Linked DNA regions of Homo sapiens: regions 1, 2 and 3 are each linked to region 4. Evidence: chromatin loops called from intact Hi-C (ENCODE). Cell type or tissue: natural killer cell. All regions are shown on one strand. Links, peaks and the distances in the headings refer to the core of each region. The heading gives the core; the rest is flanking DNA. Region 1 overlaps LOC107985243 (a long non-coding RNA gene). Region 2 has its middle 58 kb from the start of LINC02789. Region 3 overlaps MIR181A1HG (MIR181A1 host gene). Region 4 has its middle 69 kb from the start of MIR181B1.

What was found. Hi-C counts contacts between places; a loop is a spot of excess contacts. Peaks named below come from ENCODE experiments on the same cell type or tissue, not always from the same donor. Only the 100,000 strongest peaks of a DNase experiment are listed, where the experiment ranks them.
Region 1: a loop joins it to region 4, with 10 times the contacts of the local background. A loop is called at or near these places in 35 of 110 quality-filtered maps.
Region 2: a loop joins it to region 4, with 2.6 times the contacts of the local background. A loop is called at or near these places in 2 of 110 quality-filtered maps.
Region 3: a loop joins it to region 4, with 2.7 times the contacts of the local background. A loop is called at or near these places in 4 of 110 quality-filtered maps.

Annotation. Positions count from the first base shown.
Region 1 is chr1:199,109,928-199,118,128 of GRCh38, forward strand. It overlaps LOC107985243 (a long non-coding RNA gene), which reads right to left. Exons shown (of 3, transcript XR_001738357.2): 2 at 7,017-7,101. Among named protein-coding and RNA genes, the nearest start is that of LINC02789, 35 kb to the right of the region's middle. RefSeq lists an enhancer at 6,524-7,030. In natural killer cell, for the core only: CTCF peaks have their summits at 3,528 (motif pointing left) and 3,728; a DNase peak (open chromatin) is centred at 3,534.
Region 2 is chr1:199,086,710-199,094,910 of GRCh38, forward strand. No RefSeq gene overlaps it. Among named protein-coding and RNA genes, the nearest start is that of LINC02789, 58 kb to the right of the region's middle. RefSeq lists an enhancer at 2,883-2,932. In natural killer cell, for the core only: no CTCF peak of the experiment used is centred there; a DNase peak (open chromatin) is centred at 3,252.
Region 3 is chr1:198,916,133-198,924,333 of GRCh38, forward strand. All of the region lies in intron 1 of MIR181A1HG (MIR181A1 host gene), which reads right to left. Among named protein-coding and RNA genes, the nearest start is that of MIR181A1HG, 17 kb to the right of the region's middle. RefSeq lists an enhancer at 3,723-3,812. In natural killer cell, for the core only: no CTCF peak of the experiment used is centred there; DNase peaks (open chromatin) are centred at 3,729 and 4,159; H3K27ac peaks cover 830 bases.
Region 4 is chr1:198,785,668-198,793,868 of GRCh38, forward strand. No RefSeq gene overlaps it. Among named protein-coding and RNA genes, the nearest start is that of MIR181B1, 69 kb to the right of the region's middle. RefSeq lists a silencer at 3,064-3,183. In natural killer cell, for the core only: CTCF peaks have their summits at 3,260 (motif pointing left) and 3,460; a DNase peak (open chromatin) is centred at 3,184; H3K27ac peaks cover 1,508 bases.

The sequences.
Region 1 (8,201 bases), core at 1,904-5,903, 320 kb after region 4:
TCTATCTGTATTCTGAATGAGAAGTGAGGTGAAACAGAAACCAGTCTCTTATGTAGGGCTCCATAAAGTCAGAATGTTGGATTCTCTTTCTTTCCCCCAAGGCAGAGTCACATGCCAGGGCTTTCTCTATATATACTGAGCTGTATGGGCTTAGGGCAAGAGCTATCACAGGTATAGTGAAATTGTTCTTCTTACACATTTCATTTAAGCTCTTCTCAGCTTTGTGCTCACCTGAGGTATTGCAACTTCTTAACTGGATTCTGGAAACCTCATAAAACTATTTTGGTCGGTGTATCATTGTTAAACCATTATTTAAAGAATGAGGATGGAGACTTCCTATCATGCAGACAGCACTACTTTTTAAATAGCAATTACTACATATATTAGCAAAAACTTTCGCCCAATATGTCAAGATGTTAGTTCTCTTTGTATACCTAGAACATTAAATCTCTAAAGCTATGTTCCTGTGTTAGACTTCTCTCTTCCCGCTATGTGCTTATTGCTGTACCAGGCAATAGGCACAAAGAGGTTTGCAATAAGATGTCATTGTCTATAAGAGATAACTTTTGAGGAGAAGCAGTATATGAAAAGGGTAAGAGTGTAAGCTTTTGCATCAGAAAAACCTGGGTTTAAAGTATGCCTCTTATAGCTTCTGGAATGTAGATAAAATATATAATCTCTCTAATGCAGTTTTGTCATTAGAAAAATGGAGTGATAATACTATCTAACTACTACTGTTACAATAAGGACTAAATAAGGTAATATGTGTCAAGTTCTTAGCCAAGTGTCTGGCACACATACAGTTAAATGCTTAATATTCAAAATGTGTTGAATATTGTTTTCATTGTTTTGCCAGATTTAGTAATAAAAAATGGAATGGCCCTACAAGATAGAGAAAGCTTCTACAATAGCATCAATAAACTCTCATTTCACACTTGCTCTACTGTTACTTTGTTTTATCTTACTGCTTTCTATTTGTTTTCATCACCTGCATTGTGTTCATTTGAAAATGCACAGGGTCTAAACAAATAAAGTCAAGAAAAAATACAAAAGCTGTTTTGAAAGAATTAGTAAATTTCGACAGCAAGCATATTAATGTTGTAAGATTTGGCATATCTTGGGATTCTGAGATAATTACTAGTGAAAGAAATGAATAGAAAACTTAATATTTTTAGTTTCACTTCTCTGTTGAATGGATAATATTTTTATTGTATTTTTTAAAAATCGGTGATATTTCTGAAAAATGAGCAATATATGAAATGATAAATTTATTTAAAAACTCATATAGCTAAATCTAATCAGCTTATGCAATTTTTCTAGTAAAATGATAATTACATATATACAGTTATGTGATTATTCATTCTCCAAATCTATATTTTGTGCATGTATTGTTAATGCTCCACTATTTTAATATGCAAAATGCCATAAAATAGCACTGGTGGGGACCTTAGATAGCATGTCTCATAGTCTCAATTTGTAGAAAAGAAAACTGGGAAATAAACTCGCTGAGACCTACAAAGATCAGACTGGAAATTAGAAGCAAATCTGGGGCTATAATCTTTTCTAATTTATGCTATCTTCATTTTTCACATGATTTATTCACAGCCACAGTCTAAAAGATAAATGTCGGCATTCAATTAAACTAGTACTTTTGACCTCCCAATTTGTCTATCAGTCTTGCATAATGAAAAAGAAGATTGGTAAAAAGTTATCGATTGTCACTTGGGTCTATTTGTTGGCAAGTAAGGAGTCATCAAATACTCCTTATCAAAAAAACACCTGCCTACATTTTATATTTTCTGAAATTTCACTAATTAAATAATTATTTATTTGATTTACATGCGTAAATGCTTCAAAGATCTATTCAGATGCAAGAACTAATGAAAGTAGAGGAGAAAAAGCCATAAATTCAGGGGTTGACTCATTTACATTGAAAGGCAAAAGAGAAAAAATTAGATCTATCAACTGTATGGTCACTCCTGGTGTGCTTGTCTATCTCTCCTATTGGATGAAATACATTTTTAGGACAATGATCAAACTTTATTCATCACTATACCATTCACACCTTCTAGTGACTGGCACTAAGTAAGAGATTAATTGTTACATAAATTTTAAAATTTTTATTTATTAGGCACCTATTATGTGTAATTCACAGTGCTGTGCTGTGTATTTTTCAGTATGCTATCTTTTCCAAATTTAACAATACTTTTGAGGTAGCTATTATTTTCTCCCATTTTACAGAAAAGAAACCTGAGGTAGAGAGATGATAGACAACTTGCCTAAGGTCACACACTTAACAAATGTAGTGCTGGAACTTTAACTCTGGTCCTTGTTTCAAGAGGCACTTCTTTTCCTACACCAAAAAAGCCACAGAGCCCACAGAATTATGGATTATCAGGACTTGAAGATGTCTTTAAACTTATCTAGATACTCAAAACTGGTTATATTAGGGATTAAAATCACTTTTCTATGCTTCATGGCTTCTTGTTTATTCCCAACAGTAGTGTAAATAAGCTGGTCACATTGATTCCTTTCTCACTATTTATTGAAAGCATGGATAATGAATTAAGAATAACTTTGTGGAAGAGAAGAATATTAATAATATTTTATAATATGTTAATAATAAATAATAATGAATTAATAATTAATGAAATAATAACCAGGCCTCCATCCTGGTTTGCAGATGTCTGTCTTCTCATTGTACTTTACATGGCAGAGAGGAAGGAACTTCTCAAGTCTCTTTTTATATGGCACTAATTGCATTCAAGAGGGATCCACCCTCATGACCTAATTACTTCACCATTTATTGCATAATTACTATGTGTGAGAAATATGAATTAATTTATTCTTTACCATTGCAAACCTATGAGATAGAAATCATTATTCTAATTTTTACACACAAGGAACTCAAGCTTAAAGACATTACAGGACTTTTCTAAACTCCCACGTGTATAGTACAGAAACACAGTGGGCCTCTTGGGCTGCATCTAATAAATTATGCTAATAATGTTACTCATAGTGAGGGAGGAACTGGAGATTGGGTTCAACCATATGGGCAATTAATCCTTCAGTTATGCCTACCTAATGAAGCCCCAGTAAAAACTCTGAACATGGGAGTTCAAGTGAGCTCCTGGGATGGCAATACTCTGTAGATAGTGTCGTACATCAATACCAGGAGGTATTCTTTGTCATTAGGACAATAAGAGCTTCACATTTGGAATCCTCTTGGATTCTACCCTACATGTCTCTTTCGTTAGCTGATTCTATCCTTTCCCTGTAGCAAATATTGTGAGTGCAATAGCTTTCAATAAGTCCTGTGAGTCTTTTGAGTGAATTAGCAAACCTGAGGGTGATTTTAGGAAACCTTGAACTTACCTCTTGAAGACCCCAGCCACCTCCTAATACCATCACATTGGGGGTTAGGATTTCAACCTATTAAACTGGGAAGTAGGGCATAAACTTCAAGTCCATAACAGCTTGCTAAGTAGTTCTACCAGATGTCAGTGGCAGCCTGGAAAGGTATCGCCACCTACTGGCATGCACTTGCACTGTGGCTGCAAATGCTGTTTGTTGGATTTGGCAGGCATTACTATAAATCCCCACCCTAGATTCAGAACTTGAAAGCTGAGTTTTCCTGCAGTCCCAGTGTAAGCTGAGTCAATTGCCTAGATTCTGAACAATGTTCCCAGGAGTATCCATCTATATTGACCAGCTAAGGCTTGCAATGTCTCCTCCAAAAGGAATGTGGTAAGACTTCCCTCCAAGTGATATGAAATGGGCTTTATCAATCAGCAAGGCATTACTGACAAGTGGCGGGGTAACTAAGTTATTATTTTCCTTGTACATTTCAGTCTGCTCCATTGAGTAGAGGGAGGATGCTGTTTAGAGATTCTCATATGTTGTGAGGCACACATGGAGCCAATGTAAACTCTTGTGTTGTTGCTTGCCTTGCTGCTGTCACAATTTGTCTCCTGATAAAGCAGGATGTAAGGGGTCACACCCATGTAAATCAGTGGCACGATGCTTATAGAAAAAGAAATGAAGAAAGGAACACTTTATCCCTGGCCCACCTAATACCCTTGAGAAGGTCATGCAATTGATTCAATAATGTAAAACACTCAGATTGTGCACACATGTCTTATTGGGAACTGCTGCTTACCAGCATGCCAAGGGCCTTATGTTCAAAATCCAGAGCCTCAAAAATACTTATAAGGCATTACTACTCTCTTGGAAGTAAATCCAAATCCTTCAGAGGTCAGTTGGTACACTCTAGAGAAGGAAGCAACCATGTATGAACATGGTCATCCAGGACCACCAGGAGTTTATCAGGTAAACAACCAAAGGGTAAAAGCAGTCAGGAACAGACAGAAAACTTAAAAAAAAAAAAAACCCAAATCCCAAAACACCTGTCAAATGCAGCTGTACACTATCCTGTTGACTGTTGGTCTCATCAGTATTATTCTGATTTCACTGGTCTGCAATCTACAAGCTCAAAGCATCTAAGTAAGCCATTATTTCAACTAAACATGGACAATGGTGAAGCCCACATGCCATTGAATTTGGCTAATACAAGCCCTATAACCCAAAGTCTCTACCAGCTTTCCCATCACCAACCAAACCAACAACTGAAGCAAAGGGCCTACAACAAATGGCTAAAAATACAAGTCACAGCACTTTGGGAGTCTGCGTTGTGCAGATCATCTGAGGTCAGAAGTTCAAGACCAGCCTGGCTAACATGGTGAAACCCCATATCTTCTAAAAAAAAAAAAATACAAAATTAGCTGGGTGTGGTGGTGCATGCCTATAATCCCAGCTACTTGAGTGACTGAGGCAGGAGAATTGCTTGAATCCTGGAGGCAGAGGTTACAGTGAACTGAGATTGTGCCATTGCACTCCAGCCTGGGTGACAAGAATGAAACTCAGTCTCAAAAAAAAAAAAAGAAGGCCAGGCATGGTGGCTCATGCCTGTAATCTCAACACTTTGGGAGGCCGAAGCGTGTGTATCACCTGAGGTCAGGAGTTCGAGACCAACCTGGCCAACATGATGAAACGCCGTCTGTACTAAAAAATACAAAAATTAGCTAGGCGTGGTGGCAGGCACCTGTAATCCCAGCTACTCAGGAGGCTGAAGCAGGAGAATCACTTGAACCCGGGAGGTGGAGGTTGCAGTGAGCTGAGATTGCGCCACTGCACTCCAGCCTAGGAGACAGAGCAAGACTCCATCTCAAAATAAATAAATAAATAAATGAAATAAAAAGAAAACAAAAAAATACAAGACATGCCTACAGGCTAATGCTGGCACTCCAAACTCAGGCACAGATATTTTATTTGACATATAACCTGGCATCATATTAATAACAACCAAATTAGGAAATCTGAATCAAAACCAAATTCCAACAAAACTCCTCTCATTACCCATCTAATAGAAACCTTGGACTAATTAGAAAGTTTTAGACATGGCCATCCTTAATGGGGGCTTAAGTGGTGTCAGTTGGGTCTGGCATATTTGTCCATTACAACAGCATCATGATGCCAATATCACCTTTGCTAGCTGTGAACCCAAAATCCCTTTGACTTGAAAGATATTTGCAAGCCAGGCTCCCAGGCCTAACATTGCCTCCAAATGACACAAATGGCTCCGTGTCACTATAATACCATACAGCCACAAAAGTAAGACCCACATTAATGTGAGTGGACATAAACTTGAAAACAATCCTCAGTCCCACATCCTGGATGACATTGCCCCAACCCAAGATTTCATCAATGGAAACGAATTCTTCCCCAGCACCAGAGATGACTTTACCCATGAAGTCAAAGCCTCCATCCCAGTGACACACATGGACTTCTCCTAAGGCCCTGACAAAGTGGACATGAGACATTTATTGCTTTTCTTCCTCTGACATTGAGGATTCTGTTGCTTAGTCTCATTGTCTGCTTAGCCCATGATCCTGGTATACCCCTTGCTTTATGACAAAATACGCACACTCCTCTCTAAAGGAAAATCTGATAGAGGTTACTACTATCTATGACATTCCAAAAATGAATGGAAATTATTACTTTCCCCCAGAGGCAACTGCACATTTCAATCAACCCTAGGCCCCTTGAGGAGAGAACTACCCACTCCAGGACTTTCTTCTATTACCCACCTCCAGTTTTCCACAACAACCTCCTGCCCTGTGTCTTGAATCATGATCATAGTAATCAACCATTTTCATTGGTGATACACAAATATCACTAATCTTTATGTATAATTTACTAAACAATCAACCACATACTCTCCAACAACATAACTGCCAGAACACTTTGCCACTTGACACTTTGCAACTCTACCAAGATATTATTAGAGATCCTGGAAATTTCAGATCTATTTTCTTGACTAATGCCATATAAATGGGAAACTTGGTTATATGCTGGTCTATAAGAAATGCTTATACTTCTACTCATGGTCTTCTTTTCTACTCTCATAATAAAATATTTTCTATACTGTTTAAGGCAATTTATGCCCTATTGTCTAAAGGTTTCCCCTGTTATCACCCCAACGTTTTCTTAATATGATGCAACAGCATGATAGGGCCAGTTGTATTAACCTTGTCTTTTATTTTCTATATTATGATACTGTGACATTTGGGGCCTTGGTAACCCTGGAGAAACTAACTTCTCCATCCTACCCAGGGTTAGCATAAAGGGAGAGATATATTACTACCTCAATTCCTACAGACAGTAAACAACTCAGTCAGTGAGCATGCTTTTCAAATGCAAATCAACCAATCTAGAGCTCATATCCTCAACCACCTTCTTTATTGGGCTCTCACACTTTAGGCTATTATTCACCTTCTCTAATCACTGTAGGGCCAGGTACCAGACAACTTGAAACAGCCCTTATATCCTAAAGACCATTGGAATTATTCAAAATAGCCAATTTGAGGCCTGCTTACCCAGCCTTGCCCATTCCTTCTCATGGGAACCACAGTAAGATTTCTTGCCCACAGTTTCTCCTTCTCCCTCTCCCTCCTTACCAACCACAGTGCTTCCCTGTGTGCTCCTCTACCCTCACGGTGTGATTTTGTGTGATGCATTTGTCTCCTTCTCTGTTGCAAGAACCTGAGGAAAAGGAGAAGCAGAAGGAAGAAATGAATAGACTATTTGGGGATATTTTGAGCAGAAGTATTTACTCCCACCAAAGATCACATTTCAGTTGATCTGGGATGGGCACCAGCATTTGGTATGTTTAAAAAGCTCTTCAGGTGATCTGAATGTGCAGCCAGACTGAGAACCACAGTGTAGTTTATTGAATAGTTTTCTATTGAGTACCTACTGTGTGCAAAGTCATTTGTGTTATAAATTCAATCCCTATCTTACACAAAATGTTTGGGTTTATTTTGTTTAGTCTCAATATCATGTGTTACCTTAAGGAAACTGTTGTTTAGTAATCAAAGCAGGACTTTCCAAGTTAGGATTTTCCATTTCTGCTCCTGAATACTTTTCTGCAGAGTTACTGAGTAAATAACTGTGGAAAAATTACTTAACCTTCTAATGCATCTATTTGTTTATTTGTGAAACAGACATATGTACTTATTTTTTAGCAAAGGTTTGTTTTGTTGGTTATTTTTTGTGTGTGTTTTTGGTTTTGAAGTAATTTTCAACAATATTTTATCATTCTTGAATGAATGAGAATACTTTCAAAATGTATGACATCTCAAGACTTCTTTTCTTAGAACCAAGAACTTCGCCCATAGGTTTTTTCTTTCTTTCTTTTTTAATTGCAAAGTGAGTGGCAACACTACTCATGATATGAGATGCCAGAGCTAACATCCAAGAATAGACCAAAGTAGACACAAGATTTTTGTTGTTTGTAGAAAGTGGGCTCCATTGTTCTAAACTTTTATTCTAAACTTGGCATTCTGAAATGGTTACTATAAGGTTAAAGTCTCTTATCTCCACAGCTTGCTGGACAATCACTAAGAGTTTTGTAATGATATAAGGAATTAACTAAACAACTTGTAAAATTTTTCAAAGATAGTGATGAGCCCAAATCAAGATGTAGAGTTATTTCTCTATTCACAGATGCTACACATAGAATAGGTATCAACAGAGACCTTTCAGTTCACAATTTGAGAGTTTGGCAATGGTTGTACTATTACTTGACCAATGCTTTTCATGTAGTAGCATTAGTAACTATAGTAGCATTTGTAGTTTATGCC
Region 2 (8,201 bases), core at 1,421-5,420, 300 kb after region 4:
TCAGAGACTCTATGCATCCATCTTAAGGAATACTCTTCATACCAAGAAAGAATTGTGATCTTTTCTGGGCCTGGAATCCTTTTCCCTACTTCTTTCTCAGTTAACACCCTTTAAGACAAAATAGAAGTGCCACTTTTTAAATATAATTTACCTTCTTCAAAGCAAAATTTTTTGCTTCATCTGTGAGTCTCACAACACCATTAGAGGCATCATTATAACAGGACCTCTTGGCACAGAAATTATTTTATCCGTTATCTCTTCTCCAAGATCCTCTGGAGCAGGACCTATGCCTTATTTAACTTTTTAAAACTTATTTGTTGTGGTTTGACACTCAATAATTTTAAAAATAATAATGTAGTAAAAAATTATTGTAGAAGGTTAGGAAATACAAAGGGGAATACATCAACAGATTTTTAGGAATTAGCAGAGAAAATGTTATTAAGATAGAGAAGAAGAGGAAGACATAAATTAGAAGAAATGGCGTGGGAGTGTATTCGGGGAGAGAATGGTGGGAGTGTAGGTAAATGGAGTAGAAATAGGGAGGTTGACTGTGGGAAACACAGAAAGATTAGTGTATGAGAAGCTGAGAGATGAGGCTGGGAAAGCTGTAACTTGAAACTGTGGGAATTAAGTCAAGAGGAAAAAGTTGGTTGATTTGTGTGAAGAAGGAAAGAAGAATTAATGGAAAAACATTGCTGACTACACAAAAATGCTTGGTTTGAAATGGAGGAGTCAATAGCAGTGGACTGAGTACAATGCAGCAGGAAATGGTGAGGCAAAACCAGTAACAGGATCTAAAAATGTCCAACACTTTTACCAGGGCCCTGCAAAGTGTTCGAAGGGAGTCTTTTGTGGATTATCTCATTTGGTCCTCAGAAGCAAATATCACAAGGGCATAAAAATGATCAATAACCCCAATTCATTCATTAAGACATTGCTCCTATTCTCAAGGAACTTATAACAGATCAAGGTGAGAAAATATAAAGAATAGGGATGAAAAATGGCAAGCAGTGGGTGAATGACAATAAGTGTTTTATATGTTCACAACTGGGGCCTGCTACTGGCATCTAAAGTAAAGAGGCCAGTGATACTGTTAAACATCCTACAAAGTGTAGGACATCCCCTTACAACAAAGAATTCACCAGCCCAAACAAAATGTCAATAGTGCTACAGTTAAAATGCCCTTGGACAGTGCATATAGAAACCTATTATAAAAATAGGTGTATTTCTTACATAAGCATTAGGTATTAGCACAAACTTCAGCTGGTACTCCACTTTGGTGATATTGAGGTAACTGTTGCTTTGTTTCAGTACCTAGAAATCAATCTTTTTTAAAAAAGTCTTGTTCCAATAGGAACTAATCATTGACTAATATAACAAAATCCAAAATGTGGACCACTCTACTGAACTATTGAACCAGCTTCTTAAAAATTCATCGCAAAGAACACACACACACACATACACGCACGAGAGAGAGAGGAAAAACTGTAGTTTTTAGAAGAGACTGAAGAGACCTATCAACCAATTACAATGTATAAACATTTTCTTTTTAAGAGCTGGGATCTCACTCTGTCAACAACCCAGGCTGGGGTGCAGTGATGTAATCGTACCTCACTGCAGCCTCAAAATCCTGGGCTCCAGAGATCCTCCTGCCTCAGCTCCTGGAGTAGCAGGGAACACAGGCGCATGCCACCATGACCGGCCAATTTTTTTTTTTTAAGAGATGGGGTCTCTCACTATGTTGCTCAGGTTCATAAACATTTTTTAATTCTAATTTAGATGAACAAGTCCTTAAAAATGTAATTTGGATGAACACCTCCTTAAAAATGTATGGGACAATCAGAAATTGAACAATAAGTGGGCATTTGGTGATATTAAGTGAATGTTAGTTTTTAGGTGTGATAATATAATATTTCAGAATGTTAGAAAAAAGACCTTATCTTTCAGAAAGATATACTGAAATACTAATGGATAAATAATATAATCTTTGGAATTGCGGAAAGAAGTGAGTGCTAGTATATGAAAAGTGTCCATGAACTGATAATTATTGAAGCTGTGTGATGGATAGTATGGGATAATTATACTATTCTCTTTAGTTTTCTATATGTGCTTCATATACTCACTAAGAAACAGTTTTACCCATATATACGCCAACCTAATTTATCACAAAAGTAACACTGCTGTGCAGTGGGCAACGTGTAGTTTTTCCAATAAAGGTGCTGCATCAATGGATTACTTATTTGAGAAAAATAAGTATCTTAATTTCTGCTCACCCAAGTCACAAAAATCAATTAAAAATGACTGTGGTCTATGTGGTTAAGGTAAAACAATAATGGCTTTAGATGAAAACATGGGCAATCATCTTCATGATTTTAGAGTAGTCCAAGATTTCAGAAACAGAACACAAATAGTTTTAAACTAAAGCAAAAAGATAAATCAATAGCTCTGTTCATCAAATGATAACATTAAATAAATAAAGAAGGAGTATATCTACAAAAAATTTACCCCCCACACAAAAAATCATATCTAGACTCTGTAAAGAACACCTGCAAACTAATAAGGAAAGGATAGAAAATCGAATAGTAAAATGCACAAAATACTTAAACAATTCACATAAAATACATTAAAATGGTCAATAAATATAGAAAAAGTTACTCATATTTATTACTCATTGACAAAATGCAAGTTAAAAAACCACAATGTGATACCTCTACTTCCTCACTGGAATTGTTAACATGAGAAGACAGACAATACCAGGTGTTGGTGAGGATCTGTAGCAACTGCAAGTTTCATATACTGTTGGTGTGAGACATAGTTTAGTATAGTTTAGTACAACCTCATAGAAAGCTCTTTGGCAGTGTCCTCTAAAGCTAAATGTATGCATACCTTACAGCCTAGCAATTCAAATTCTAAGGATATACCCAATAGAAATGCATACACATGTTTACCAAAACTCCTGTACTGGTATGTTCATAATTCTAGTGAAATACCATATGTCAGTAAGAAGGAACTGATTACAACTGTGTGCAAAAACAGTTCTAAATTTGCCAAGCAAGACGTTGAACAGGAAGTCACACACAACTAAATAGATACAGTATCATTTTGTTTTAATGAAATCAATTAAAATTAATAAAATTAGTCAATGATAAATTTTATTTTGATAAAGGTGAGAGATATGCAACATCTCTGGTTTTAGAAGTGGGTGTCAACTGTGGGGTGGAGAATAGTAACTGGAGTTGGCATAAGTGGGGTTTTCCGACATACTGGCCACATCCTCTTTCTTGGTTTAGGTGATGTTATACACGTGTTTGGTTTCAAAACATTCATTGAAGGGAGCCTCTAAGAAATATGTAAGTTTGTGCAAATATCTTATACCTCCATATTAAATTGCCAAAAAATACTACTAATTCAACTATGTTAAAATCTAGAGCTTGCTTTGAAAGAATTACACCCTAAAAGAAGTACTTGGTCACACAGTTCTCAACAATGTTTCTTATGAGACTTCTGACAATGTGATGTGATGATAGAATAAATGTATTCTTAAAAATAGAAGAACTAAATCATGATAAAAAAATCAAATATTGCCACAAACTGATGACGGATATTGGTTTTGATAAAATATCAAAGAAACTGGAATGAGAATTATTATTGTATTTTCATGATTTTAAAGTAATATTTCAAAATGAATGAATCAATCAAGATGTGCAAAGATGTAATTTGATTAAACTATGTAATATCCTATGTAATTTGAAATATTAAAACTTAGAATAATTTTTCTTAACAAGTCCCTCCAAAAAAAAAAAGCAGAAAAGAAAAAATTGTAATTGAAGTGGCATTTTCCATTAATGTCATCGTTTACAAACTCTGAATTACCCTTTTGTGGGGAGGTAATGCTCTGATATTTATCAATTGGTTCTCAGTGATATTTTTAACATCAGCAGTGTGCTATCATGGTGGGAAAACAAAGAAGTACATATTGAAAAGATATAAAAAATAATTTGTAGAAACAGACCAACTCTCATGAAGCCTGCAGTGACAGGTGTTATTTGATTAACATAAGGAAAAAGATCAAAATACACTGAGCACTTATCATGTTCAAGAGTTAGTTCTTAACTCCCTATATTTGTTCTCTTTTAATCTGTAAAATAATCCAGTGAGGCTGATAACATTGCCCCATTTTACACATGATACATTGCCCCATTTTACACATGATAAAGTTCAATAAGTAGTCCAAGTTTGGGAAGATACTAAATGACTGGATATTAAATCCAGGCCTGGATCATGCAAGAGAGTATGATGAGTGTGGAACAGAATAACCAAGGGTATATTCATAACTATTGACTCTGGTTGGACTCTGAAGCCAGATGATTCCAGAGATGAGTTCCAAACAGAAGTAGGAGTTATTGAGAGGTGAAGCCAGCTGGACTTCCTGGGTCAAGTGGGGACTTGGAGAACTTTTCTGTAGCTAGAGGTTTGTAAAATGCATCCATCAGTGCTCTGTAAAAACGCACTAATCAGCACTCTGTAGCTAGCTAGAGGTTTGTAAAATGCACCAATTAGTTCTCTGTAAAAATGTACCCATTGGCGCTCTGTAGCTAGCTAGAGGTTTGTAAAATGGACCAGTCAACACCCTCTAAAATGGACCAATCAGCACCCTGTAAAATGGACCAATCAGTGCTCTGTAAAATGGACCAATCAGCACTCTGTAAAATGGACCAATCAGCAGGACATGCATGGGGACAAATAAGGGAATAAAAGCTGGCCACCCCAGCCAGCAGTGGCAACCTGCTCGGGTGCCCTTCCACACTGTGGAAGTTTTGTTCTTTTGCTCTTCACAATAAATCTTGCTGCTGCTCACTCTTTGGGTCTGCACCACCTTTAAGAGCTGCAACACTCATCACGAAGATATAGCCCTCCACTCCATTTTGAAGCATATCATCTTTATAGGACAGGGGTAAAGTCCCAATACTAACAGGAGAAAATGCTTAGGACTCTAACAGGTTTTTGAGAATGTGTCGGTAAGGGCCAGTAAATCCAACATTTCTCAGTCCTCTTTGTGGTCTAAGAGGAAAGGCAAGGGTGCAGGTTTTCGACAATGCATCAGTAAGGGCCACCAAATCTGACCTTTCTTGGTCCTCATTGTGGTCTAGGAGGAAAACAAGTGTTTCTGCTGCTGCGTCGGTGAGTGCAACTATTCCGATCAGCAGGGTCCAGGGACCATTGTGGGTTCTTGAGCAGGGGAGGGGGGTGCAAAACAAACCAAAACCATGGGCAGTATTTTTCTTTCAGATGGGAAACACTCAGGCATCAACAGGCTCACCCTTGAAATGCATCCTAAGCCGCTGGGACCAATTTGACCCGCAAACCCTGAAAAAGAGGCAGCTCATTTTTTTCTGCACTACGGCCTAGCCCCAATATTCTCTCTCTGATGGGAAAAACCACCACCTGAGGGAAGTATAAATTACAGTACTATCCTGCAGCTTGACCTTTTCTGTAAGAGAGAAGGCAAATGGAGTGAAATACATTATGTCCAAGCTTTCTTTTCATTGAAGAAGAATTCATAACTATGCAAAGCTTGCAATTTACATTCCATAGGAGGATCTCTCAGCTTACCTCCATATCCTAGCCTTCCTATAGCTCCCCTTCCTATTAATGATAAGCCTGCACTAATGTCCCCCACCCAGAAGGAAACAAGCAAAGAAACCTCCAAGGGATGGCAAAAACCCCCAGGCTATTGGTTATGTCCCCTTCAAGCTGTTGGGGGATGGGGATTTGGCCCAACCCAGGTACATGAACCCTTCTCCTTCTCTGACTTAAAGCAGATTAAAGTAGACCTGGGGAAGTTTTCAGATGATCCTGATAGGTAAATAGATGTCCCACAGGGTCTAGGACAAACCTTTGACCTCACTTGGAGAGATGTCATGCTATAGTTAGATCAAACCCTGGCCTTTAATGAAAAGAATGCAGCTTTAGCTGCAGCCCTAGAGTTTGGAGATACCTGGTATCTTAGTCAAGTAAATGATAGAATGACAGCTAAAGAATGGGACAAATTCCCTACCAGTCAGCAAGCCATCCCCAGTATGGATCCCCACTGGGACCTTGACTCAGATCATGGGACTGGAGTCATAAACATCTGCTGACCTGTGTTCTAGAAGGACTAAGGAGAATTAGGAAAAAGCCCATGAATTATTCAATGATGTCCACTATAACTCAAGGAAAGGAAGAAAATACTTCTGCCTTCCTCGAGTGGCTATGGGAGGCCTTAAGAAAATATACTCCCCTGTCACCTGACTCTCTCAAGGGTCAATTGATCCTAAAAGATAAGTTTATTACCCAATAAGCCGCAGATATCAGGAGAAAGCTCCAAAAGTGAGCCCTGGGCCCTGAACAAAATCTGGAGGCGTTATCAAACCTGGCAACCTCGGTGTTTTATAATAGGGACCAAAAGGAACAGGCCGAAAAGGAAAAGCAAGATCAGAGAAAGGCCACAGCCTTAGTCATGGCCCTCAGGCAAACAAACCTTGGTTGTTCAGAGAGGACAGAAAATGGAGCAGGCCAGTCATCCAGTAGGGCTTGTTATCGGTGTGGTTTGCAAGGACATTTTTTTTTTTTTTTTGAGACGGAGTCTCGCTGTCGCCCAGGTTGGAGTGCAGTGGCGCAATCTCGGCACTGCAGGCTCCACTCCCCGGGGGTTCACGCCATTCTCCTGCCTCAGCCTCCTGAGTAGCTGGGACTACAGCCACGAGCCACCTCACCTGACTAATTTTTTGTATTTTTAGTAGAGACGGGGTTTCACCATGTTAGCCAGGATGGTCTTGATCTCCTGACCTCGTGATCCGCCCGCCTCGGCCTCCCGAAGTGCAAGGACATTTTAAAAAAGATTGTCCAGTGAGAAACAAGCTGCCCCCTCACCCATGTCCACTATGCCAAGACAATCACTGGAAGGCATACTGCCCCAGAGGACAAAAGTTCTCTGGGCCAGAAGCCCCCAACCAGATGATCCAACAACAGACTGAGGGTGCCCGGGGCAAGCGCCAGCTCATATCATCACCCTCACTGCACCCCGGGTACGTTTAACCATTGAGGGCCAGGAAATTGACTTCCTCCTGGATACTGGCATAGCTTTCTCAGTGTTAATCTCCTGCCTCAGACAGCTGTCCTCAAGGTCCGTTACCACCTGAGGAATCCTGGGACAGCCTGTAACCAGGTATTTCTCCCACCTCCTCAGTTATAATTGGGAGACTTTGCTCTTTTCACATGCCTTTCTTGTTATGCCTGAAAGTCCCACACCCTTATTAGGGAGGGACATATTAGCCAAAGCTGGAGCTATTATCTACATGAATACGGGGAATAAGTTACCCATTTTTTGTCCCCTGCTTGAGGAGGGGATCAACCCTGAAGTCTGGGCATTGGAAAGACAATTTGAGGGGTAAAAAATGCCTGCCCAGTCCAAATCAGGCTAAAAGACCCCATCACTTTTCCTTATCAAAGGCAATATCCCTTAAGGCCTGAAGCTAGTAAAGGATTACAGGATATTGTCAGACATTTAAAAGCTCAGGGCTTAGTAACAAAATGCAGCAGCCCCTGCAACACCCCAATTCTAGGAGTACAGAAACCAAACGGTCAGTGGAGAGTAGTTCAAGATCTTAGACTCATCAATGAGGTAGTAATCCCTCTATATCCAGTTGTACCCAACCCCTATACTCTGCTCTATCAAATACCAGAGGAAGCAGAATGGTTCACAGTTCTGGACCTCAAGCATCCCTTCTTCTGTATTCCCCTGTACTCTGACTCCCAGTTTCTCTTTGCTTTTGAGGATCCCACAGAACACACATCCCAACTTACATTGACGGTCTTGCCTCAAGGGCTTAGGGATAGCTGTCATCTGTTTGGTCAGGCACTGGCCCAAGATCTAGGCCACTTCTGAAGTCCAGGCACTCTAGTCCTTCAGTATGTGGATGATCTATTTTTGGCTACCTGTTCGGAAGCCTCATACCAGCAGGCTGCTCTAGATTTCTTGAACTTTCTAGCTAATCAAGGGTAGAAGGCATCTAAACCGAAGGCCCAACTCTGCCTACAACAAATCAAATATCTAGGCCTAATCTTAGCCAGAGGAACCAGGGCCCTCAGCAAGGAACAAATATAGCCTATACTGGCTTATCCTCACCCAAAGACATTAAAAAAGTCGTGGGGGTTCCTTG
Region 3 (8,201 bases), core at 1,653-5,652, 130 kb after region 4:
AGAACTTGAGTGGGGAAGAAGGGTGCTATTTATTGACTTCCTCAAGAACTTCAACTATCTAATGCATGGCTTGAAACAAATATAACCTTGCTTTCTGAGTGGAATGAAGTATTATCAACACATATTTACCTATATTTTATACTACTGTTTCGGTACTTTCTTTTTTAATTGTGATTCAGAAATATGTGTGCAGTAGGGCCTAATTATCATATTCTTATTTTTCTTCTCAAACAACAAATCAGTTGTTTCAATTAATTGTGCTGACACTTCATGTCTCTGAGGTAAAATGATAATCTGTACCTAAATTAGGAAAATAAGTCAAAAGAATACGGATTAAGACGTTTGATGGCAAACACCTGGATTTTGCTCGATGAAGGAATATAAACTTGACCAAAAAAGAAAACAACTTCAACAACTTTCTTTTTAAAACTATTTTACCACAGATTGTGTTATTTTACAAAATTGACATATTTTACCCTTAATAAATCTTTTTAAATTCTCATTGCAGTAAAGCACACAGGGAGTCTCAGCAGAGGGTAACTCTGCTCTGAATTATGATTTCCTTATTCTTTCCTATAGTGTTCCCATTAATTCAGAGGTACTATTTCTCTCCAATGAGAAAAATCATCAAAATCAAGAGCAGAAAAAAAGGCTACCTTTTCATTTACTCTCTCAGTAATTGAAACCCCCTATAACCACTCTAGCATCTAACATTGAACTACATAAAAGCTATAGCAATTCAGTCAAACTCTTGAAGCTGGCTGTATTAGGGACAATGAGCTACAATTATACTCTAAAAAACATAATTTGAGACTATACATATGTCAAAGTCAACACTTTAGAAGTGGCTAATAAAGAACCATATTGATACCGAAAAGTCATTAGGGACAATCAGCTGTGTTAATGGGAAAGAATGACATACTCTGGGGGGAGCACCATGGCAGTTGTTATCATAGCTGCTGGGAATCCTACGGGAGTGCCATTTCCACAAAAATAAGAAGAGAGCATAGACTGTCAGGGGCTGCCTTTCATGGCACTTGAAATCTCTTTGGAGCTGGCATTGCACACCTGAGTCTCTATGACCCATATAAAAATGTGGCTATTGCTTCTGAATGCCTCCCCAGCTTCATCCAGATTCCTAGATCAGAGAACCCCATGCATGGCTTCTGTTTAGTCGTCACAATGTGTTCCTTTGCTATCTCCTTGCAATTTCATTTGCTTTCTAAATCAATTCCAGCTGTTATTTTAAAAACCATCTTAGCTTAAAATCTTTTTAGCAGTTTCATTTGTTACATCTTCCAGGTTCACCCCATAGAAAGAATAAAACCCCTGACGTTTATGTGGCCAGTTTCTAGGAAGTATAATTCTGTCATCTGGCCAAAATACAGACATACCATATTTTATTACACTTCACTTTATTGCACTTTGCAGAAATTGTGCTTTTTGCAAATAAAATGCTTGTAGCAACCCTGCATTGAGCAAGTCTGTCTGTGCCATTTTTCCAGTAGCATGTGCTCTTTTTGTGCCTCTTTGTCACATTTTGGTAACTCTCTCAATAATTCAGAACTTTTCATTATTATTTTATCTGTTATGGCAATCTATGATCAGTGATTTTTTATATTTACTGTTGTAATTTTTGCGGGTACATGAACTGCACCTATGTAAAATGGAGAATTTAACTGATAAATGTTGTGTGTGTTTTGACTGCTCCACAGACCAGCCTTTCCTCTGTCTCTCTCCCTCTTCTTGGGCCTGCTTCTTCCTTGAGACACAGCAATATTGAAATTAGGCCAACCCTACAATGGCCTGTAAGTGTTTAGGTGAAAGATAGAACCACATCTCTCATTTTAAATTTAAAGCTAGAAATGATTAAACTGGGTGAGGAATGCATGTGGCAAGCTGTGACAGACCAAGAGCTAGGCCTCTTGTGCTAGTTAGCCAAGTTGTGAATGCAAAGGAAAAGTTCTCCAGGAAATTAAAAGGGCTACTTCACTGAACACACAAATGATAAGAAAGCAAAACAGCCTTATTGCTGATTTGGAGAAAGTCTGAGTGGTCTGGATAGGAGATCAAACCAGCCACAACATTCCCATAAGCCAAAGCGTAATCCAGAGCAATACTCTAACTCTTCAATTCTATGAAGTCTGAGAGAGGCGAAGAAGCTGCAGAAAAAAGTTGGATGCTAGTAGAGGTTGGTTCATGAGGTTTAAGGAGAGAAACTGTTTCTGTAACATAAAAGTGCAAAGTTACAGAGCAAGTGCTGATGTAGAAGCTGCACCAAGTCATCCAGAAGATTTAGCTAAGATAATTAAAAAAGGTGGCTACACTAAAAATATATAATTTCAATGTACATAATACAGTCTTCTATTGAAAGAAGATGCCACCTATAACTTTCACAGTGAGAGAGGAGAAGTCAATGCCTGGCTTCAAAGCTTCAAAAAACAAGCTGACTCTCTTGTTGGAAGCTAATGAAGCTGGTGACTTTAATTTGAAGCCAATGCTCATTTACCATTCCAAAATTTCTAGGGCCCTTAGGAATTATGCTAAATCTACTCCACTTGTTCTCTATAAATGGAACAACAAAGCCTGGGTGGCAGCATATCTATTTACAGTATGGTTGACATGCTGTATTTTAAGCCCACTATTGAGACCTACTGCTCAGAAATATAATTTTCTTTTAAAATATTACTGCTCATTGAGAATGTACTTGGTCACCCAAGAGCTCTGATAAAGCTCTAATGCAAGAAGATTAATGTTGTTTTCATGCCTACTAACACAGCATCTATTCTGCCGCCCATGGATCAAGGTGTAATCTTATTATTTAAGAAATACATTTTGTAAGGCTATCACCGCCACAGATAGTAATTCCTCTGAGGGATCTCAGTAAATTGGAAACCTTCTGAAAATGATTCATCATAGTAAATGCCGTAGAGAACATTTGTGATTCATAGGAGGAGGTCAAATTATTAATAATAACAGGAGTTTAGAGGAAGTTGATTACAACCCTCATGGATTACTTTGAGGAGTTCCAAGACTTCAGTGGAGGAAGTAACTGCAGATGTAGTGCCAATGGCAGGACAACAAGAATTAGAAGCCGAGCTTGAAGACGTGATTAAATTGCTGCAATCTCATGATAAAACTTTAATGAATGAGGAACTGCTTCTAATGGACAAGCAAAGAAAGTGGTTTCTTAAGGTGGAATCTACTCCTGGTGAAGATGCTGTAAATATTGTTGAAATTACAACAAAGGATTTAGAATATTACATCAATTTAGTTGGCAAAGCAGATGCAGATTTTGAGAGGACTTACTTCAATTTTGAAAGATGTTCTACTATGGGTAAAATGCTACCAAACAGCATTGCATGGTACAGATAACTCTTTAATGAAAAGAAGAGTAAATCAGTGTGCTGAGCTTCACTGGTGTCTTATTTTCAGAAATTACCACAGCCATCCCAAACTTCAGCAACCACCCACCTCACCAGTTAACAGCCATCAACATTGAAGCAATACCCAAAACCAGCAAAAAGATTACAACTCTGAAGGTTCAGACAATCTTTAGCATTTTTAACAATATTTTAAATTAAGATATGCAATTTTTTTACATAATGCCATTTCACACTTAACTCATTATCATATAGGGTAAACACACTTTCATATGCACCGGGAAACTAGAAAATTCATGTGACTCACTTTATTGCAATATTTGCTTCATTGCAGTAGTCTGAAACTGAAACCACAAAATCTCTGAGGCACGCCTGTATTCTTCAGGTTAATTGTGGATCAGTAAAAAATCAAACTAAGCTCTTTCACATTTGTTTGGCATATAGAGAAATAAAAAGATAATGATGGTGACATTGATGAACGGGATGGAATTAGTATCAAGCTTCAGTGGTAAGAACAAGAATCTCAGAAATGTAGTCCCAAGTTTTAACATGACAAGTGGTGAGAACTCACTTGTCAATTGGAGGGTGTCAGATGACCAATTTTCTAAAATCAGTGGTTCCATAAACTACTGCTGCTATGAGAGTCCAAGCCATTCCAGAATTTACAGTTTGATGAGAGTATTCTGTCTTCATCTGTCTAGCTCCAAGAGCATCATGGCATCCTACCACTTCTCCTGCTCTGAAATGATTCTGAAACCACTAGTTTTTAGGTCTAAGGTTTGCTGAAAAAGCTATGTGGCATAGGGTGTCAAAAGGAGCACCGTCCTAATCTTGAAGATTCTTGAGGAAATCATACGTCATAGTGTATTGGATCAGATCATGTGGTCAGTGGTTATGCTAATTGTATTTATGCTATGCCCATCTAAACTCTCAATGATATCATTGATTTGATGAAGATAGATCCTGAAACATTGAGAATGACATGAATGAATGTTAAGATTCCAGTGTTATTTGTAGTATATCTGAACTCTTCCAAAGGCCTGTACATTTATTGGAACAAACATCCTACCGCAGCTGCTACTTCTTTGATCACATAGAAAATGTCCCTGCTTGGTGATTTTCTTTTCTTTCATGGCATGCACATCCTTAAGAACTGGGGAAAATATTACTTTAGTAAACTAATAACAACATTTTTTACATACTATCAGAGAAAGAAGTAATTATGGGATTTAATAAAATGCCCTAAGAATGTCATAGGAAATATTGATACAGAAATGCAGGTTTTTTTCTGAAACTGATACATTTGATTAATTCTTGGAGTCTCATTTTAAAAACTCTAGATTTTATTATAATATCACACTAAACATAGTTTAGTGTTTATTTTTATTTTTTATTTTCCTTTTTTTTTTTTTTTGGAGATGGAGTCTTACTCTGTTGCCCAGGCTGGAGTGCAGTGGTGTGACCTTGACTCATTGTAACCTCCGCATCCTAGGTTCAAGCAATTCTCCTGCCTGAGCCTCCTCACTAGCTGGCACTACAGGTGCACACCGCCATGCCCGGCTAATTTTTATATTTTTAGTAGAGATGAGGTTTTGCCATGTTGGCCACTCTGGTCTCAAACTCCTGACCTCAAGTGATCCACCTGCCTCAGCCTCCCAAAGTGCTGGGATTATAGGCATGAGCCCCTGTGCCTGGCCAATTTAGTGTTTATTTTTATAATTCTAAATCTTTAGAATATTTACTCCTCTGGTCATCATTATGAATATCAATTATATTAGCAAAGTATTGAATAAGGACAACTTAAAAAATGTAATTCCCTGAAATTTATTGCTATCCACAAATTTACGATTTTTATAATAAAATGTTCTGCAAACATGCAGAAGATATATTTTGAATATAAAAGAAGAATTAATTATGGTTCATATTTTAAAATGTCATTTTGAATCAATTTACTTATGGATACATCAAGGGCAGATAATACATTTTTCTCATATTTTTTATATCCTCCTACCTGTGTAGTGCAGTGTTTAGAATAAACAAAGCCTTAATTAATAGATATTGAATTAAGGTAGCACAGTGATCCAGTCTCTGTTCTCCTACCCTGAAAATTAACTAGGGAATTTGGTCAGCATCTCCTCTTTTGTCTTCTACTCCTCAAGGACAAATCAGTAAATTAGCTTTACTCTTTACTTATATAGTTAAAAAAATGAATATATGAATGCTTGAATTCGTGACTCAAATATCACTTATGAGTATGGAAGCTGAAGAAAAAAACTGATGAAAAATTATAAATGGGTACTCAAATACAAGACATTCTGGCTGGGTGCAGTGGCTCATGCCTACAATTCCAGCACTTTGGAAGGCCATGGTGGAGGATTGCTTGAGGCCAGGCCTGCAGTGAGCTATGATCTTGCCACTATACTCCAGCCTGGGTGAGAGAGCAAGACCCTGTCTCAAAACCAAACACAAACCAACAGAAAGCACAAACAAAACTGTTTCTAATAATAGTTTTTGGTTTCTTTAATGACTTTTGCAGTGACTACTCAATAACATTTGGAACTCTCATTCGTTTTTCAGGGATAAATAATGGAAGTCAACATGACTTCAGCAGACAATTTCAAATTTATTGTAGAATTTCTTAGAACTTAGGGCAATACTGTAGAGAACTTTGCCACAATTGCTTCCTGTTCCCTACTATTATGTTGCATTTGACCTTCAATAAAAGTTCTACTATAGTAGGCTGAAATTGCATATAAACACACTAGAGACATGTTTTAAAATAGTGGATACCTTCAAAATGAAGGTATTCTGAGGTATTCCTGCCTCAGCCTCCTCAGTAGCTAGCACCACAGGTGCACATCACCATGCCCAGCTAAGTTTTATATTTTTAGCAGAGATGGAGTTTTGCCATGTTGGCCATTCTGGTCTCAACCTCCTGACCTCCAGTGATCCACTCATCTCAGCCTCCCAAACTGCTGGGATTATAGGCATGAGCCACCGTGCCTGGCCAACCTAGTTTCTAATATATATATCTAATATATATATATATATATATATATATATATATATATATATATATATATATATAAAATGCATAAATATTTTTAAGTATATTAGAAATTATTTCAGATCTAGCAAATAACAAAAACTGTTCTGTTGTTTATGGAATAAATGAGTTTCTATAGTGAGTTTCACTACCTGACATAAAATCAAGAACTATTTTTTTAGAAAGCTGGGAACCAACAAGAAAATTTTCGGGCAATGACTTAACACTACTTGTCTAAGAGAGAAGTTGACTTGAGTCACACTTTCACATCTTGTAACTTTCAGTTGATTAATGCGTAAAGAGTCACAGGACAGAAGAGAAGGACTTGTGAGTCCAACCAAGTCTCTAACTAAACCGAACTTTAGTTGTTTATGGAAATTTTAGAAAATGCCAAAAAAAAATTGAGAGGTGTGAGATTTTCGGATTTCTAAGTACATATTTTTAATCCTTGACAGACTCCATTAACCTTGATCCAAGATTGAGACCATCTACAGTTTTTATTTTTTAAACCATAAGAACATGAATTATGTTGATGCCCAATGACTTCCCCTGAGCTAACATTTGAGACTGATTATAAAGTGACTACATTGTAACAATTTGATAACACTGTCCTTGGACTCAGTTTTATCCTTTTGCAAGGATTATTTGTGGCTACATTGATTTGGATGGAAGCCACTACAGGCTGGACTTCTGTGCTACTGTGAACTGTCTTGTAGCCAAGCTCAGTACATTTACTAAAACACTGTGAGATTATTTTTTAAATTTGCAGCCATTATTGGTATTTTTTTTGAAACATTTGTTCTATTTAGATGGAATAGCAGAATATAACGTGTTGAACAGGTAAAGGAGATAAAAATACTAAACAGATGAGCCATAGGGAAACATGACTGAGAACAAACATATTTATAAAAATATATATAAGTGGTGTGGAAATGAAAAGTGTATTATCCACACAGGTCAAATCTTATTATGATGAATTTTAAGAGAGTTTAGTATACAGTAATTTTAAATAAATAATTAGAACGAATGGACTTTTCCATTGTGCTTATACATGTTCTATCTCAGTCTTCCTTGTAATGGAACTTATTACAGAGTTTTGACCTGTGCATCTAAGTATTGATTACTGATGATAATCTGAGATAGGGCCCACATCCTTTCTAGGATTAATATGATCTTGCATTTGAAAAATTATTTATTACTTTGATGTTACCCCCTCCCCCCACCTATTATCTCATGTTTTAAGACAAAAGTGGTGGGAAGCCATGAAGCAAAGCAGCTAGATGCAGGAGTAAAAAGTCTCTCTAGCCTCTGAGTTCAAATCCTAGTCCTATCCCATAGGCATTATAGCATCTTGAGCTTATAACCTGGCCATCCTGTTTCTAAGTTTCCTCATCTCCAAAATAGGACAATAATGGGAGAGTTGCCTCATAGAAATTTTATTAAAATTAGGTGCAATATACATAGTTTTATGATTTACTTGTAGTAAGCACTTAATAAATGTTTCTCATATTATGAGATATATAGAGCATGTGCTGTTATGACTGTTCACAGGCGAGGAAACTGAATAAGAAAGGGGTTATGTCCTTCTGTAGGAAGTCTGATGTTTCTTATTAAAATGAATTGCTAAGCTTTATCCTTAGCAGGACTTTTATCAGAGCTAATGTTTTTAACCAAATGGGTTCATTGTGCCCTTTTTTTCCCTTGACACAGTCATTTTTAAGGGGAAGTCCAAGAAATTGAAAGAACTATACTTTTTATCACTCTAGATACTA
Region 4 (8,201 bases), core at 1,454-5,453:
ACACTCCTCATTTTGACATTACCAAACCATTCATTCATTTATTCAATAAGTAGTTATTAGGCAATAAGTATTATCTGCCAGATCCAATGCATCAAGAAGTGGATACAAAGATAAACTATACAAATATGATCTCTGTTGCACTAGTCAGGTACAAGCTAAGCTTCTGTTAACAAAGAAACCCCAAAGTATAATGAAATAAATAAGCAAATGTGCATTTCTATCCTGTATGTTTGTGGATTGGTAGGGCCATGCCCCACACTTATAGGCCCGAGAAGTCTGCTCCAATTTTTGCTATACTACAGCCAGAAGAAAGGGAGAAGGGATCATGGGACTTTATGGACAATCATAAACAAGGAAAAGACCTGAAAGGATCATACATACATCTACTCCCATCTCTTTCATCAATGTGTAGTCATGTGGCCACCCGGCTGCAAGAAGCCACCTAGCTGCAAGAGGGATGGAAAATGTGGTCTTTAGCTGGGTGGCTCTGTGCTCAGCTAAAAGCCCACGATATGTAAGTGAAGAAGGGTGGATATTGGGGGAGCAGCAGTGGTCTGCCACACCTGTTTTCACTCATCCTATATACCCCATGATAACTAACATACAAGAGATAGATAGTGAGCTATGCCTTTAATAAAAACAGATTTTGGGAGTCATGGATGTACCCGGATGAAATTCACTTATGCTGAGACTCCTAGGATATTTAAGAATTAGTTAGAGAAAAAGGCACAGTGAAGGAGGGCTCCAGGTAGAAGGAAGAGTGTTCAAAGACCAGATGAGGGTAAGCATGGTGATTCATGGAAAGTTTATCTGAGTTCCAAATAGGTCTCCAGTGCCTCATAATCCCTAGCAGTACAGACACTCAAAATGTATGTAATGAATAAAAAAATGAATAATCCATTGAGTTCAAATACCACTTCTTCTATAGTATTTTTGACGGATGATTTTCTACTCTTTGAAAGCTTCTAGTGATAAAATGTTAATAAAGATACTATGTATTTATTTATTCTGCCAGTCAGTCAATCATTTAGTCAGCTAGCATTTATTAAGTATCTACTATTGTAAATCTCTAAAAACAAAACAATGAACCAAAAAGACAGCTCCTATTCAAATTATAGTCTATTAGTGGAAGGGGAGAATAAAATTTAGTCAAATAATTACAAAGTATAAAATCGATACTGAAATCAAAAATGGTAGGTGGTGTTATGAGAACCTTATCTAGGATTTGGTCAAGCCAAAAAATGCTTCCCTGAAGATATAATTAAAAGGCACTCTGTAGGATATGCAGGAATTAGCTACTGAAAAAGGAAGGGAAACAATACTTGAGAAGACTGCCAAGTGGAGTCTTGGTGTCAAAAAAGAGATGAAGAGAAGACTGGTTTGGTTAGATTGGGGCTGGAGAAATAAGCAGAAAGCAAATCAACTGTTGGGTTATAACCATTAATAGATTTGTTAGAATTTCAGATCTCACCAAATATCCATGTTTTCTTTTCCCACATACATATGGATCTGGTCATGTGAGCAATTCTCACTGAAGGACAGTGAGCAGAGAACTTCTATCTAAGTCAGTCAACAACAGGTGTACCTTCTCCACTCTCTCTTTCATCCCGACACCTGGAAACAAAGCACTCTGACATCATGGGGTAGCATGAGGAAACTAGCTTGGGTCTCAAAGCCACTGCTCATAGGAAGGCACTGATTTATGCTTCCACTCAGTCAATTCTGCTCTCTTTGGCTTAGAAAATTCTTCTGTCCCTTGTCAACTCATTGTCCTCTTGTACCCATCCATTTATCTCCCTTGGAGGAGGTTGCCCCATCAGTAATAATTTCATTGCTTTGTGGTATCAGTGCCCTGGACCTTGCTCCTGTCTTCTCCTCCACTGAGGATACAAATTATGACGATGGCAAACAGTATTATAGACATTCACATAAAAGTCCTCACAATAGAATATAATAGTGAGGTGAAGGGAGCACATTCTTAACCCAGAATGCATGACTTAAATCCTACCTTTTGTAACTGACCTTGCTTTGACACATTCAGCCAGTAACTTAACCTTTCTAGGTCTCAATATTCTCACTTGAAAAATATCGACAATAAAAATACTTAGTTGTATAGTTGATGTAAAGTCCTTAGTATACAGTACCTGGCACGTCATAAGCTATCAGTACATTTTATTAATAGCTATTACTATACTTTTCATTATTAGACATTAGTTAAAAAGTAATATAATAATAACACAACCAAAACAAACAAAAACCCCCTCATAACTAAAGGTACTTTTCCTTTCTTTTTCTTTGAAGTACAAGACCTCAACATTTTCTGGATAAGTATTAATCTGGATTGGAATATGAGTTCTTTATTTTAGGGTTTCTCTTGGTTATTTGCAGAAAAATTGCCCATTTTGACATTTTTGGTATTCATTTAAATTCAGATTATTTACTCTTTGTATATAACTGAGTTACTTCTTCCCAGTAAACCTTCTAAAGGCCTGTCACTGGTGAATTATTGATGCAGTGATAGCCTTTCTATTTGTGTGACTTTTTTTCTCTGCTTTGCATCTTGCGTTCCTCACATCCCTTTGGCCTACAGTTTAATTGAAATAGACTTTGTCCTATCCTGGCTTTTTTAGGAAAAACAGATGCCCACCTGAGTTTGAGAGATGAAGATATGCTGACACTAAATTTGCAAAGCTGTGTAGCTACCTTTTCTACCACTTCAACTTAAAGTAGTTGTTTTGTGTTTGCAATTTGGCCTAAAGCTCAATAGGAACACAGAAGGGGAAGTGATTTTTCTGAGATGGTCTGGGGGAACGAGTAGGGAAAACTTCAGGAAAAGAAATGACATTTGAAATATGATTAGAATTTTCTCAAGAAGAGAGGGAGGTACATTCCAGACAAAAGGTCACTAGGATGCCCCTACCTCTCTCTGTAGCTGAGGCTTCCCTCTGGTTGCCAGGGTAATGTTTTGAAGGCAAACACCAGCCTGGGTCACACAATCTTAGGAAACTTTATTGACCTCAGGATATACACAGGCAACACGAAAGTAAGCAGTGTAATATCTCAAGCTCATCACAAAGGAAACCACTTTCACAAAAGTTTACAGGGGTTAAGGGCCCCTCCACATTACAGCAGCTGTCACAGTTCCCTCCCTATTCAGCAGCCTTCTGTGATAACCATAGCAACCCATAGCCCACTGTTAGCAGTGTGACCTGTCTGAGTAGAGGGAGGGCAAACCTCCAGTCGACCACAGCTCCCTCTTCTGGGAGATTTCATCTAGTGCTGTCACGGGAACTAATGATAACAAAATAGAGAACATTTGGAGTTTTTATTAAATACTATTAGGTCTCAGGTAGTTCTTATCTCCTTTATACCTAATAACACATACCTGAATTATAGAATATTATCATCCCATGTGTGAGAAAGGCCTTACGATGGCGAATATTCAAATATCAATGGAGTGAACTACTTTGGCCCTTTACCTTACTAGGAAAAGCCATGAGGAAAACATTCTAAACCATTTTCTAAATCTAGCCTGTGTGTCTTTCTGCTTGTTTTCCTCTCTTGCTTAGTTGTTTTCAAATGTGCTCTACAAAGCTTTCTGAGTTTCTTGAAGCCCCCTCCAGGCCTGCTGGGGGTGGGTGATGAGGATGGGAGAATGCCAATGAGAAACTAGTGAGCCAGGAATTATAAAGTGAATAAGTCTACAAAGATAGGAGAAAAGTAAATGACAAAAACGCTCTGCATACCATATAAAGGAATTATTTTAGGTTCCTTAACTTCCTGCTCACCACTAAGCTGATTGTTTTCTGAAGAAAAAAACATAATGCTGTATGGATCATTTTCAGCTATCAAATTAGATCAACACTGGAAATTTCAATTCCCTTCTATATGAATAGAGTTGATTTGATTTTATCTTGTGCCTTTGGAAAAAACCTTTTACAGCTAAGTTCTTATTCTATCACCTTTCAATTCATCTACGATCTTAGCTATTAGGTATGTGATTTTTTAAAAAAGGAATGAGATAATATAAGACAAACTGAGTGCTTCATAGAAAAGTCAAAATATAAATAATACTATGAAAAAGGATATTTACATAAATATTGTATCTATTCAAGAAAGCAGTATGTATGCATTTGTTTTACAATAATCACTTTTTAGGATAAGAATAGGGTTTCTTAATGAATAGTTGTGCTTCCTTCAATCTCAACAAACTGTAAGAGATCTTTAGCTATATGAGCTGTCCTCCAAAAGAAAGCAAAATCAGTTCTGTTACCCTGAATATTATTGGCCTTACTTCTATTTTCCTAATTTTCTACATTTGTGTCTGAAAGTGTTGTGAACTTATTTTTTATGCTTATGCAATACATCTCATCAGTTGACTAGCATATCGGCATGTCTTATCATGATATTTATGCTGCTTTTTGGCAAAAGGCATGTTAAATAGAACAGCCTGTCTTCTTCCACAGTTTCAAAAAGCATTCCATGTACTTCTGATTCTCAAACTGCTGTACCCAAGAGTGGCCCGGACTGGCTGATTTTTTTTTATTAAATCTCTTTCTCCTTCTTCCTGATTTCACAGCTAGAACATATTTTCTCACCTGTCTTGCAGCAAGATTTGACCAAACGATTGAATTATCCCATTCAAGTTGGCATGCCCGTATAGAAATGGGAAAAACCAAGTGGTTTTCCTGTTCTCACATAGTCACACAACACAACACTTTTGACACCGGATGTGTGGGCTTCTGCCTATTTACGAAGAAATTCTTCAGTAAACACCAACTAAGTGTCCTATAATTTAATTCCATTCTGACACTATCAATCCAGGTGTTAGATCCCATAGGTTGAGGATTCAGTCCCATAAGACTGCCACCCACTTCAGATTCCAATCAAAAGTAGTAGATTGTCACCTCTACTTCTAACTGACTGGCTATAAATCAGGGTTCCCTTGACCCTATTCTCCAATTTGATTAGTTTGATAGGATGGCCCATAGAACTCAGGGAGAGACTTATGCTTACCCATTTATTATAAAGGATATTACAAAGAATACAGATAAATAGCCAGATGGAAGAGATGCATCTGGAGGCAAGGTATAGGAGAAGGGGAGCAAAGTTTCTATATCCTCTCCAGACATGCTACCCTACAGGAGCCTCCATATGTTCAGCTATCCAGAAGCTTTCTGAACCCCGGCCTTTTGAGTTTTTATGGAGTCTTCATTACATAGGCATGATTGATTACATTATTGGCTATTGATAATCAGCTCAACAATTGACCCTTCTTCCCTCCCTGGAGGTTGGGAGGTGGGTCTAAAAGTCCTAACCCTGTAATCATGGCTGGCTTTTTCTGGTGTCCAACTCTCATCTTGAAGCTACCTAGGAGCCCCACTTGCCACTCATCTTATTAGCTTACAAAAGACACTCTTATCACTTTGAAGATTTCAAGTGTTTTAGGAGCTGTGCACCAGGAAACATGGACCAAGACCAAATATCTATTTCACAATATCACAGCAAGCAACATCTTTCAGGCTTGCCATGCATGGTCTGCCATGATCGTTTTCACCTGCACGCTGAGGTTGATGAGACTACCAGTCAGAGAATTGGTGAACTGGTTAGGCCACCAGTCAGAGTAATTTTCAGAAACCTATCGACCAGTAATACCTATTGGGGCCTAAAGCAAACAAAAAACAAATGCCTGCAGGTGTAGACACTAAAATGTAGGAGTTTACTCTTAAAGCAGCATGTATTAGGTTAATCAATAACTCATCCTAACTCCTGTCTTGAGATCCAGACTCACATTTCTTAATTGCTACCTGGATACCCTTGAATTATATCAAGTATGACATATCCAAAACTGTAACAATTATCTTGGTATCCAAATATACCTTTTTTTTCAGTCACTACCCACTCTATTTACCAAACTAGGAATATTGGCTCACCCTTTATATCTGTGTTTCTACAACTTTGTCACACATACAAATCATTGGGCAGATTTGTTATAACACAGATTTTTACTTCCTCCCACTTCGCTCCTGACCCAGTGATTCTGATTCAGGAAGTCTAGGGTGGCCCTGAGACATCAGGGATACTGATGCTGCTAGCCCATGGTTTATACTTTGGATATCCCTGTTGTACACCCCCACCTTTAAACCATCTTACTTTCTAATTCGGTATTGAGTGCTAAGCAGTCCATCTGGATAAGTCTACCCTCTTTTTTTTTCATTTTCCAATTGACTTATTTTAGGTTTCTATTATCTCTCACATTTATTGTTGCATTTCCTTCACAAGGGGTCTGTCACCCTCAAACACGTTCTGCAACAGCTGTCAGAATGGCTTTGTAAACCATCTAACCAACCACCCAACCAACCAACTGACCACCTAACCAATTAACCAACCAATCAACCAACTAACCAACCAACTGAAATATTGCTTATCTGTGGATTTCTCATTTCAAAAATATAACGTAGTGATTTGTAAACTTCTTCGCTCTTTTATTTACCTATTTTTACTTAAATAGCAAAACTCTTTCTTTAATAGCATCTTGTGGATAAATGATGCTCATATCTGGCTGAAATCTGTATGGGAATTGGGATGCTGGAACTCATTCTTCTTCTTATCTCACCCACATTTTTGTCCCCAGTGGACTCCATGTAAATCGTATGACTTCTCAGAGCAGAGTTAGAAAATAATGTATTTGGATGGATTCTCCAGTTTTTTGTCATTGCTGTTGTTGCACATATGAAAGCATGGCAAGAAAGACTGTTTACAATCCAGCTACAGTTTAAGGGCTCCGTTTCATCCCTTTTATTTTTCCAATATGTGTGCTACATTGTAGCCATGCTTCTGGTTCAGGGCTACCTATGTGGCTACCAGTTATGTGCTTTCCTTTACTTAGGGTGCCCTTCACACACCACAGAGCCTAACACAAATATCCCATCACCAGTAAAGCTTTCTCAGATACTCATCCCACTCTTCCTACCACTCCAAGACAGAAGTCATTATTTTCTCCTCTTAATCTCCATTTGCATCCCAGTTGCAACTGTTCTATGTTTGTTCTATGACTGAACTCTAGGAAAGCAAAGGTCATACCTTTGTATATGTTTATCTATCATCATTTTTGAACATACAATATTTGAATATGGAGGTATAGGCACATATGTCTTCAATAAATGTTTGTTGCGCTCTAGAGCAGGATATGATGGCTAACAATCATGATTATGCTCATAAATCTTGTAGGATATAATTTAGAGCCATTATGGGAAATAATTTCCTATTATAAAATTAACCACCATGCAAAATTTATGTCTATAGTTCATCTATGCCTTTTATTTATAATAAATAATAAATACTGGAAAAGATAAATAGGTTGTTTTTGTCATTTAAGGAGAACTCTGACTGTAAACATACATCTTTCAAGGGAATTCAATTGAAATCTATTTAGCCATCACACATAAAACATTATCATCACCATGATCTCAGTGAATATGACACTAGAGAAAACATTCCCATTATACATGTTCCTGGGGTGCAACAAACAGTTATTTTGCCAGAGTAAGTCACATGTAAATCTAATTCTCTTTTGATCTTATTGAACACCAGTGATTCCTCTGTGACCAGCTCTAGAAGCAAATGGTTGATAAATGTAAAAGTATCCTGTGCTGGAAGAAAATACAGTTTTTTTCTTTAGTTTGGAACAACATGCCCTACTTTAATGCAATAATTTTTAGCATGTTGCCAGAATGAAAAGGTAAACGGCACAGACCTGACAAGTTTTCTCCAAGGAAGCATGTAGGTAATTCAAACCAGAAGTAGCCTCTTCCCTGACAGATGTAAAATTGCTACAATCCCTGATGTTCTCACTCCCACATGGATTATTAATTTTCAATAGCATCGGTGGGAGTTACATATACCTAGAGAAGAATAGGCCCTTAAAATTTGGAGGATCCATTCCAGTCAGTATTTATTGTGATTGAAATGTATGATGCTTTTGTGTTTTCCTGCCTTGCTATGATTGGTAGAGTTTTTTAAAAAACACATTTCATGTGACATTAAATGTATCAGTTTGAATACATGTCACAACCTGCGTTGTTTTCTTCAGGCTTCCAAACATATGGGACCATTTATGCTGTTCATAGCACAGCACTTTACATATAAATAGTGTTTACAGTGCTTAGTAAAGTTTTGTCTCTTTAAATTTTGAATTGGTT